Regions from separate parts of the Mus musculus genome. Here region 2 is linked to region 1. A link is a loop called in an ENCODE intact Hi-C map of the cell type or tissue named here. Cell type or tissue: left cerebral cortex. All regions are shown on one strand. Region 1 overlaps Mctp1 (multiple C2 domains, transmembrane 1). Region 2 overlaps Mctp1 (multiple C2 domains, transmembrane 1).

Region 1 (4,000 bases):
CTCTCTGCCACTCTCCTTACATTTAGCTATTCCTCATTCCTGTTCTGCCCACTTTACATATTTAGAGTTGTTAGTGAATATATTTACTAGGCCCTGACATACCAAACGTTTTAGAAACAAGGCTAAGAAGACAAAAACCCAAAGAAATCTGTGCTGGCTAATTTTATGTCATCTTGATATAATTCAGAGTCCTTTTAGAAGAGGAAATCTCAACTGAGAAAATGCAAATGCATGTAGATGAAAGTATCATAGATGAGGATCAGACAGCAGGGAAACCTGCTTCCCCTCAGGGGCTGACAGCTGGAAAGAAGATGTTAACTAAACATTTCAAATAAGGAAAAGTTTAAATGATAAAAGGATTGTGACCAATAAAGTTCTGTGATGAAGCATGCTGCAGCTACCTACAGGAGCCCCTCCTCCACCCCTCCATGGGGATTCCACCTCCTGGTTCAGCCAAGGCCCCCCACCCTCACCCCATTCTCTCTGTGCCACTAAGTCTTTCCTCCTAGCCCATCTCCATGCCTTTGTATCACCCACCTCCCTGCAGGAACACTGTACCAGGAGCCCTACAGACTCCATACTCTTTGAGGATCCACTCTGGACAATAGCAAAGAGTGAAACATTCATGCAACAAAGACAAGGTCAGATATTTGTACCAAGAAACACTTCACACATGATAACTCCAGATGCCTAGATCGCAGCCCCAAACACAATAATGAGCAGTCAAGACAATGTGCCTCTCCAGAAGATAGCAACTGTATTATGACAGGCCCTGAGAAAAGCAGTTTAACAAGCGTGGAACAAGGACTTCAAAACAGCATTTATGAATATGTTCAAGGACCTTAGAGAGGATATGAAAAAAATGCCTTAATGAAGACTGTCAAAACACAAAGTGCTGAAAAAAAATAAAGAAAATATTTCAAGGCAGTAAGTAAAATTTAACAAAGAAATAGAATCACTAATAAAACCCAAACTACAAAAAAATTAGAAATGAAAGTCTTAGTATGCTAAACCAAAACCTAAGAGATTAGCCTCACAGAGCCAAAGACAGGGCAGAGACAAAGTCGAATCTTGAAGACAAGTTAGAAGCAATGGACAGCTCAAGAAAATGTTAAAACAAACAAGCAAACCCCTCAAAAACTCCATGCATGACACATCCGGGAAATGTGGGCACTATACAAAGAGCAAACCTATGTATCATAGGTATAGAGGAAGGAGAAGAACCCAGGTCAAAGGCCCAGAAAATACTTTAACAAAACCATAGCAGAAATTTCCCCAATCTAAAAAAAGTGATATCTATCAAGGTTTAAGAAATATAGAGGACACCAAAAAGATAGGACCAGAAACAAAAATTCCCATAACACATAATAATCAAACATTAAATGTGCAGAACAAAGAAAGCTATAAAAAGCTACAGCCTAAAAACACCTAGTCACACAGGTCCATTAGAATAACACCTGTATTGACTTTGAAAGCCAAAATGTCAGATGAAAGCCCAGAGCAAATGTTCTGTAAGCTCTGAGAAATGACAGATACCAGCCCAAAACCTAGCAAAATTATCGATCACACAAGGAATAAAAAATCCCAGAATAGTACATCAAAAGAGGTACAAAATACTAATACCACCACCACAACATAAAAGGTGTCAATAAACATTGTTTATAAATAACTCAATGTTAAGTGTCCTAATTCCCCAATAGAAAGACACAAACAATGGATCTGAAAAAAAAGATTCATCGTTTTCCTGCATCCAAGAAACAGCACTTTCAACCCATGTGTCATAACTTCTTGGGGGCCCAAATGACCCTTTCATGGGAGTCACCTAAGACCATAGGAAAACATATATTTTTGATGAGCTTAGGAATTGAGGCACTTCTCCACTATCTGTCTCTAGGAGATATACACACATATGAGTACCTGGCATGATGATGTCATGCCAAACCCATTACATATATCCCAAACAAATACACAGGTTGGAGTCATAATGTCCTTATGTGGATCAGTCACACGTGTAGAAGATTAGCAGCAGTATTGGATGTAAAAATAAGAAGTCATAAATTATAATTATTGGGTAAATGGAAAATCATGTATTGTAAAGTCATCAAGTACTGCAAAAAATTGTGTGTGTGTGTGTGTGTGTGTGTGTGTGTGTGTGTACACCATAAGAACTCAATCTGGGTGCTGAATGGTCTTTTTTATATTCAACTGTGGCTGATGTTAATACTGCCCCCTTGTGATAATAACAGGTATATCTGAAATAGAATGATAAATCTTAGGAAAGTTTAATAGACTGTGTTGACTGAACTATGCCATGTATTATCTTTTGTATTATTAAAGTTATTCTTTTCTATATTATTTTCATTAGAAAACAATCCCATGATAATGGACTGTGTAGAGAACATTATTAAAAAATATATAGTGAGTATTTTTACAATATGGTTTTTCCTCAATAACTACACAGGAATTGAAAAACTTCAATGTTTTATTTGTTGTGAAGTTCTGTCAGCAGAATCTATGAAGCCACACAAACTAAAACACCATTTTCATAGCAAGTATTCAAACTCTGTGGGTTAGGATATCAACAATTTTAGAAGAAAGCTGACAGATTCAAAATAGCCAAACTTGACACTGTCAGCAAGTCTCACAAACAACACAGCAGCCATATTAAGCCACAGAAGCTTAATATTTGGTGGCACTCAGAATCACCAGAGCTATGAAGCATCACACTATTGCTGGAATTTGCTGTTGTCAGAAGCCAAAGACATTGAGTTATAATCTGAGATGAATTTTTTACACCTTTGAATGCCATTCCCTTCCTTCCTTCCTTCCTTCCTTCCTTCCTTCCTTCCTTCCTTCCTTCCTTCCTTCCTCTGTCCACAGAAGAGTAGGTGACTGGTCTTGATACTTTTGATCAGGTAATCCGGGGAATGAAATCTGTTCCAGTTCCAATATTTAGTATCCAGCTTCTTGATGAGTCTACAGACATTGCAAAGTGTTCCCAGTCACTAGCTTTTGTGAAGTATATTAATGATGGCAACTTTAAAGATGAATCTTGTTTTTGCAAACCTCTTGAAACAACAACTACTATACATTATATATTTGACACATTTGGCATATTTCTGAAAGAGTATAAGATCAATCTTTTGGGGAAAAGTTCATGGTGTTTGCACAGATGCACTCCAGCTACACTATGATGTCGATACGGACATCGTTTGGTACTGAATGAGTCACCAAAAGTTATCAGAAGTCACTGTATGATTCATTGGGAAATATTGCCAATGAAGATGCTGCCACAAGAGTTACAAGAAGTAATGAAAATTGTCATTAGGTCTGTCAATTTTGTTTGTTCCTTTGTAGTTGTTTTTGTTTTTGTTTTTGTGTTCATTTTCTTTCGAGACAGGGTTTCTCTGTGCAGCCCTGGCTATCCTGGAACTCACTCTATAGCCCAGGCTGGCTTCAAACTCACAGAAATCCAGTAGCCTCTGTCTCCAGTGTGCTGAGATTAAATGTATTCAGCACCACTACCCAGCATGATTCTGTCAATTTTGTAAAGCTGAGCACTTTAAACCATAGACTGTTTTTGGAACTGTGCTAGCCTGGGGTGCTAGACAGGCCTGGGGAGCAGAACATGCTGGAGATGGCCCACCACCATACTGCATAAATGGGTGTAGCACCCTGGAGAGCACTCCTGAGAAGATCCCAGACACTCAGAGATCCTAGGTGCCACTAAGAGGAGCAAGTTAGTGGTGGAGAAATGGAAGAGGAACAGAAGGATGTAGGCACAACGAAGAGAAACAGAACTGGAGACTCAAGGGCAGTGAGGATCAGCCTGATGTGAGTAGCTGGTGATGCCACCTGAGACCATGGTAGAGTCCTGTCCTGTGCTGCCACCAGGGGCCATGCCTGGTCTGTGGCTCTGGATCAGCAGAAATTTGTTACCACCAAAAGACAACCAGGTCTCTGGTCTGGGCTGCAACACAGGGACATGTCTGAGGGCTGT
Region 2 (4,000 bases), 270 kb before region 1:
CAAGCTTACCTTCTTCAAGTCCTGCAACTTCCTATCTCTTATTTTCCTTCGCCTGACTGATGCTTTCTGATTCTCCAAATTCATTTAAAAATTACCTTCCTCAATGTCCCATCTGAATAAAGTTTCAATTTACATGTGTTGTGGAAGATAAATTTGCATGTCCACATTTCCAATTTGAATATCTTCTTGGTTACTGTGTACTTTTCTGCCATTGGATAAGATCTCTGTGAGAGTCAGGATTTGCTGCATGACAGAGTCTAGGGAAAAATAGATAGCCCAACATTTATCTCTCTGCATTTTTAACTTTAGCATTTGCCAATATATTTAACTGTTTGAAAAACATAAAGTATATCCCATACTTGAAAATGTAATGTATAATGTATAAAACTCAACAGAACACAGAACATCACCATTGCCCTCAAGGGCATAACATATCCATCACTTTTCCAAAGCTTTCTCCAGTACAGCTTTTAATATTATTTGTAGTAAGAATATATAAAATAATCTTTCCTTTCCTTGAAGTATTTAAAAATACATAATAGCATGTTTAGCTACAATGCTATATACAATTATGCTGCATATAATTATGCTATGTACAATCCCAGCAATCATTGAACATCGCCTCTTCATCCCCTAGTAATAACCATAATCTAGTCTGTGTTTAGATGATTGATAGACATTAATAGTTCTAAACCTTCATTGCTTGTGATTTCAATATGCAGAATGGGGGATCTTATTTTCTCCAGCTCAGTTCAGTAAAATATTCATACACAATGCGCTTATCATCTATGTTTGGAAGTCTATGTAAGGCTTAACTCAGGAAAACATTGTCAGTGATATCACGAGCTACTATAGTTTTCAGATAAGCTCTACAGTCAGGCACATGTAGAAAATGGTGCTTTAGAAGAAAGCATCCCGTCCTAGTCTGCAAGGCTTGGCCCCTTATGATTTGTGCTGTCAAAACGAGGAGGGATGGGAGTTAACTTTCTGAGATGCATCTTTTGGAACTCATAATTATTAGATAACTCCTGAAAAAATGAGAGCTTGTTCAATCTTATAATGCATTTTTACAGGATGTGGGAAGTTATTATTTTCTACAGAATCTCCAGTTATTAAGTCTTCTAGCATTTTGGAATTCAAAGTATTTCCAAGCCAATAATTGACAATAAGCTCTTAGTAGGGATATGATGGTGAAGAGGAAGAAGAAGAAGAAGAAGAAGAAGAAGAAGAAGAAGAAGAAGAAGAAGAAGAAGAAGAAGAAGAAGAAGAAGAAGAAGAAGAAGAAGACGAGGAGGAGGAGGAGGAGGAGGAGGAGGAGGAAAAAGAAGAAAAAGAAGAAGGGGGAGTAGAGGAGGAAGAGGAGGAGAAGAAGGTAATATAATAATAATAATAATAATAATAATAATAATAATAATAATAATAATAATAATAATAATGTTTTAAATCTCAGAAAAATGACTAAAGCCCAAGTTCTATTTTGTTGTAATATTTCATTAAACCACAAGGTGGCAGTCATGTTTACCAAATTCCTGTCCAGTCTGCTGCTGTTGTCAAAACTAAGTCAGTGTGGCTGTACTTCATGTCTCTGAGTTCCCAGGCTTTTTCTAGCAAAATATGCTTGATTGTTATTATCTGTATCAGAAGCCTCATTAAAATAGTTTACAGTGATGACAAAATGACAGGGGCAGAGAATATGGAGACTAAATCCAGACTTTCTTTCCTATTATATCCATATATTATATCTGCTGTCAGAGCTTCCATTTCAGGATTTGTTTTTAGAAGCATTAATCTTATTTTAAAATTACAGATATATGCTTTAAAAATTGTAGCGTAGACCTAGAGAATGCCTAGTGCTTCTTTCTAAACTCTATGATCCAACTGTTTCTTTTAAAGGACATCAATTGTTTCTATGCTTTCTCATTATAAAGAAAAGTATACACACATACCCATCCTTTCAAAATCCAGAACACTGATGAAAACTACAATATCCATATACAAAAACTCAATGTTCACATACAAAAGAAAAGAAGCCAACATTCTTTAATGGTTTTGCTTTATTATTGTTGCTTATGAATACCAAAGGCCATAAAGACATGCTTCTGCACTGTTTTCTAAAATTTAGGGACTTTTCTTTTGCACAAATGTTAAAATTTGCCAATTTCATATATGTATACAATGCTATGAACAGGTTCACCCCAATTGCCGTCTCTTATTCCCCTCCCACTCATGACTGCTCCTTCATTTTTCTTAACTAGACCCTTCCTATTTTGTGGTCAAGCTTTATCCTATATCATACATAAAAGGACCAAAACTGACTCAAGACTTAGACTCTCAAGACTGAGACTAAGAAGTATAGGGAAGAGGATAAAAAAATTACAATCTTGGTCTTGGCAATATTGTTCTGGATATAGTATAGACAATAAAAGTCAAAATATGCAAGAGAAACTACATTAAACTGAACCATTTTCTGTACCATAAGAGATACAATGAATAGAATAAAAAGCCTACAGAATTGAAGAAGACATTTGTAATATATATCAGATAGGGAGGAAGTATTTTAAGAAATAAGGAGTTTCTACCAGTTGGTGGCAAACACTAACAATCTGATTTTTTTTAACCAGTGAAATATTTAAATAGAAATTGTAGGACCCCAAATAAGGGGACCCCCCACTCTAGTCCAGGGACAGGAAGCACCCACGAACACAAGAATCCTCTCTTGTTGTAACACGCACGAGGCTTTATTGGCAGAGCTCTGGGCCGACACTTACCTCACATTGGAGGCAGGGGAGTCGACCCTGGGGCTCGGAAGCTAGGGGTTTTTAAAGAAGCAAAGGGCTAGTAGTACGAGGAATTTTGACAAAGGTACGGGATTGGTTCATTTAAACAGTAACAGAAAGATTACAGGTCAGCAAGAAGGGGCATCAGGGCTTTGTTCCTGTGGGCTGGGGGCTTATCTTTGTTCACATAACAACCAGTTGATGTATGGCTTTACCTGGCGCCAAGGGGTAATAGACAGCGGGGGAGGTTCCAGCCAGGTGGTGCTGACTCAGACAAGATAGCCCTGCTTGTCCTCGGATTGAGGGGAGGTTCCAGCCAGATGGTGTCAACCCAGATAATGTATCCCTATTTGTCCTTGAATACCTTTTCATCTTTACAGCCAAGATGTTCTTAGGAATGCCTTAACAACAGCCCTGCCCTGGCATGCCTGGGGGCTGTTCTGCTCTGTTCTCAGTCTCAGGCCGGGGCCGTGGGCTCCTAAACAAGTTACAATATTTCATCTTCCTTCAGAAATATCTCCAAATAAGAAATATTTACACGAATGTGCGAAGTTATATATCAACTCAAACATTATTAATCATCAGAAAACCATAAATCTAAAGCACAATGAAAAACTACATTACAATTTTCAGGATAGCTATCAACAACAATTGGCTGAAACTGTAGAACTCTGAGGGCAGGAATGAAGAGGGTGCACTACTGTGGAAAGCAACATAGAGGCGACAAAGAAGAAATAGGTGGAAAAAGGAAGAAAGGAGGAGGAGGGAGAGAAGCGGGAGAAGGAGACAATATAAAAATATGGCCTAGCAAACTCACTTGGGGTAACTGAAAATGAGTAGTTGAAGAAATAACCCATGGTCACTACAGTACTACATGCCATAGCCAAGACATGAATACAACCCAGGTGTGCACTGAAAGGTGAGTAAGGAAAAAAAATGTGGCATGTACTTGTAATATTAGATTATTTAAGCTTTTTAAAAGGAAACCTGGAAGCATGTTTTCACACACTTCATGAATATGAGGTAGTTGTCATTAAATAACCTCAGTGAATCAGAGAAGCTGTGTCCTGAGGGTGAGCAGTAGAAGTTGGGTTTTGTAATCAGAGTATGTTGCGTATACTATACTGTAGTGTGCCTATAATTGATGAAAATGTGTGTATACTTAGAAATTTGGTAAGGAAGTAAAATTCACATTAGGCATTCTCACCAAAACAAAAGATTCC

What was found. A loop is a pair of places that touch in the nucleus more often than their neighbours do. Peaks named below come from ENCODE experiments on the same cell type or tissue, not always from the same donor. Only the 100,000 strongest peaks of a DNase experiment are listed, where the experiment ranks them.
Region 2: it touches region 1 in a loop (4-fold over the local background); 27 of 42 quality-filtered maps call a loop at or near these places.

Annotation. Positions count from the first base shown.
Region 1 is chr13:76,413,770-76,417,769 of GRCm38, reverse strand. All of the region lies in intron 1 of Mctp1 (multiple C2 domains, transmembrane 1), which reads right to left. It also overlaps the pseudogene Gm18314. Among named protein-coding and RNA genes, the nearest start is that of Mctp1, 32 kb to the right of the region's middle. In left cerebral cortex, a CTCF peak has its summit at 2,241 (motif pointing left); no DNase peak of the experiment used is centred here.
Region 2 is chr13:76,679,020-76,683,019 of GRCm38, reverse strand. The region is part of intron 2 of Mctp1 (multiple C2 domains, transmembrane 1); the gene reads right to left. Among named protein-coding and RNA genes, the nearest start is that of Gm24519, 77 kb to the right of the region's middle. In left cerebral cortex, a CTCF peak has its summit at 1,506 (motif pointing right); a DNase peak (open chromatin) is centred at 1,581.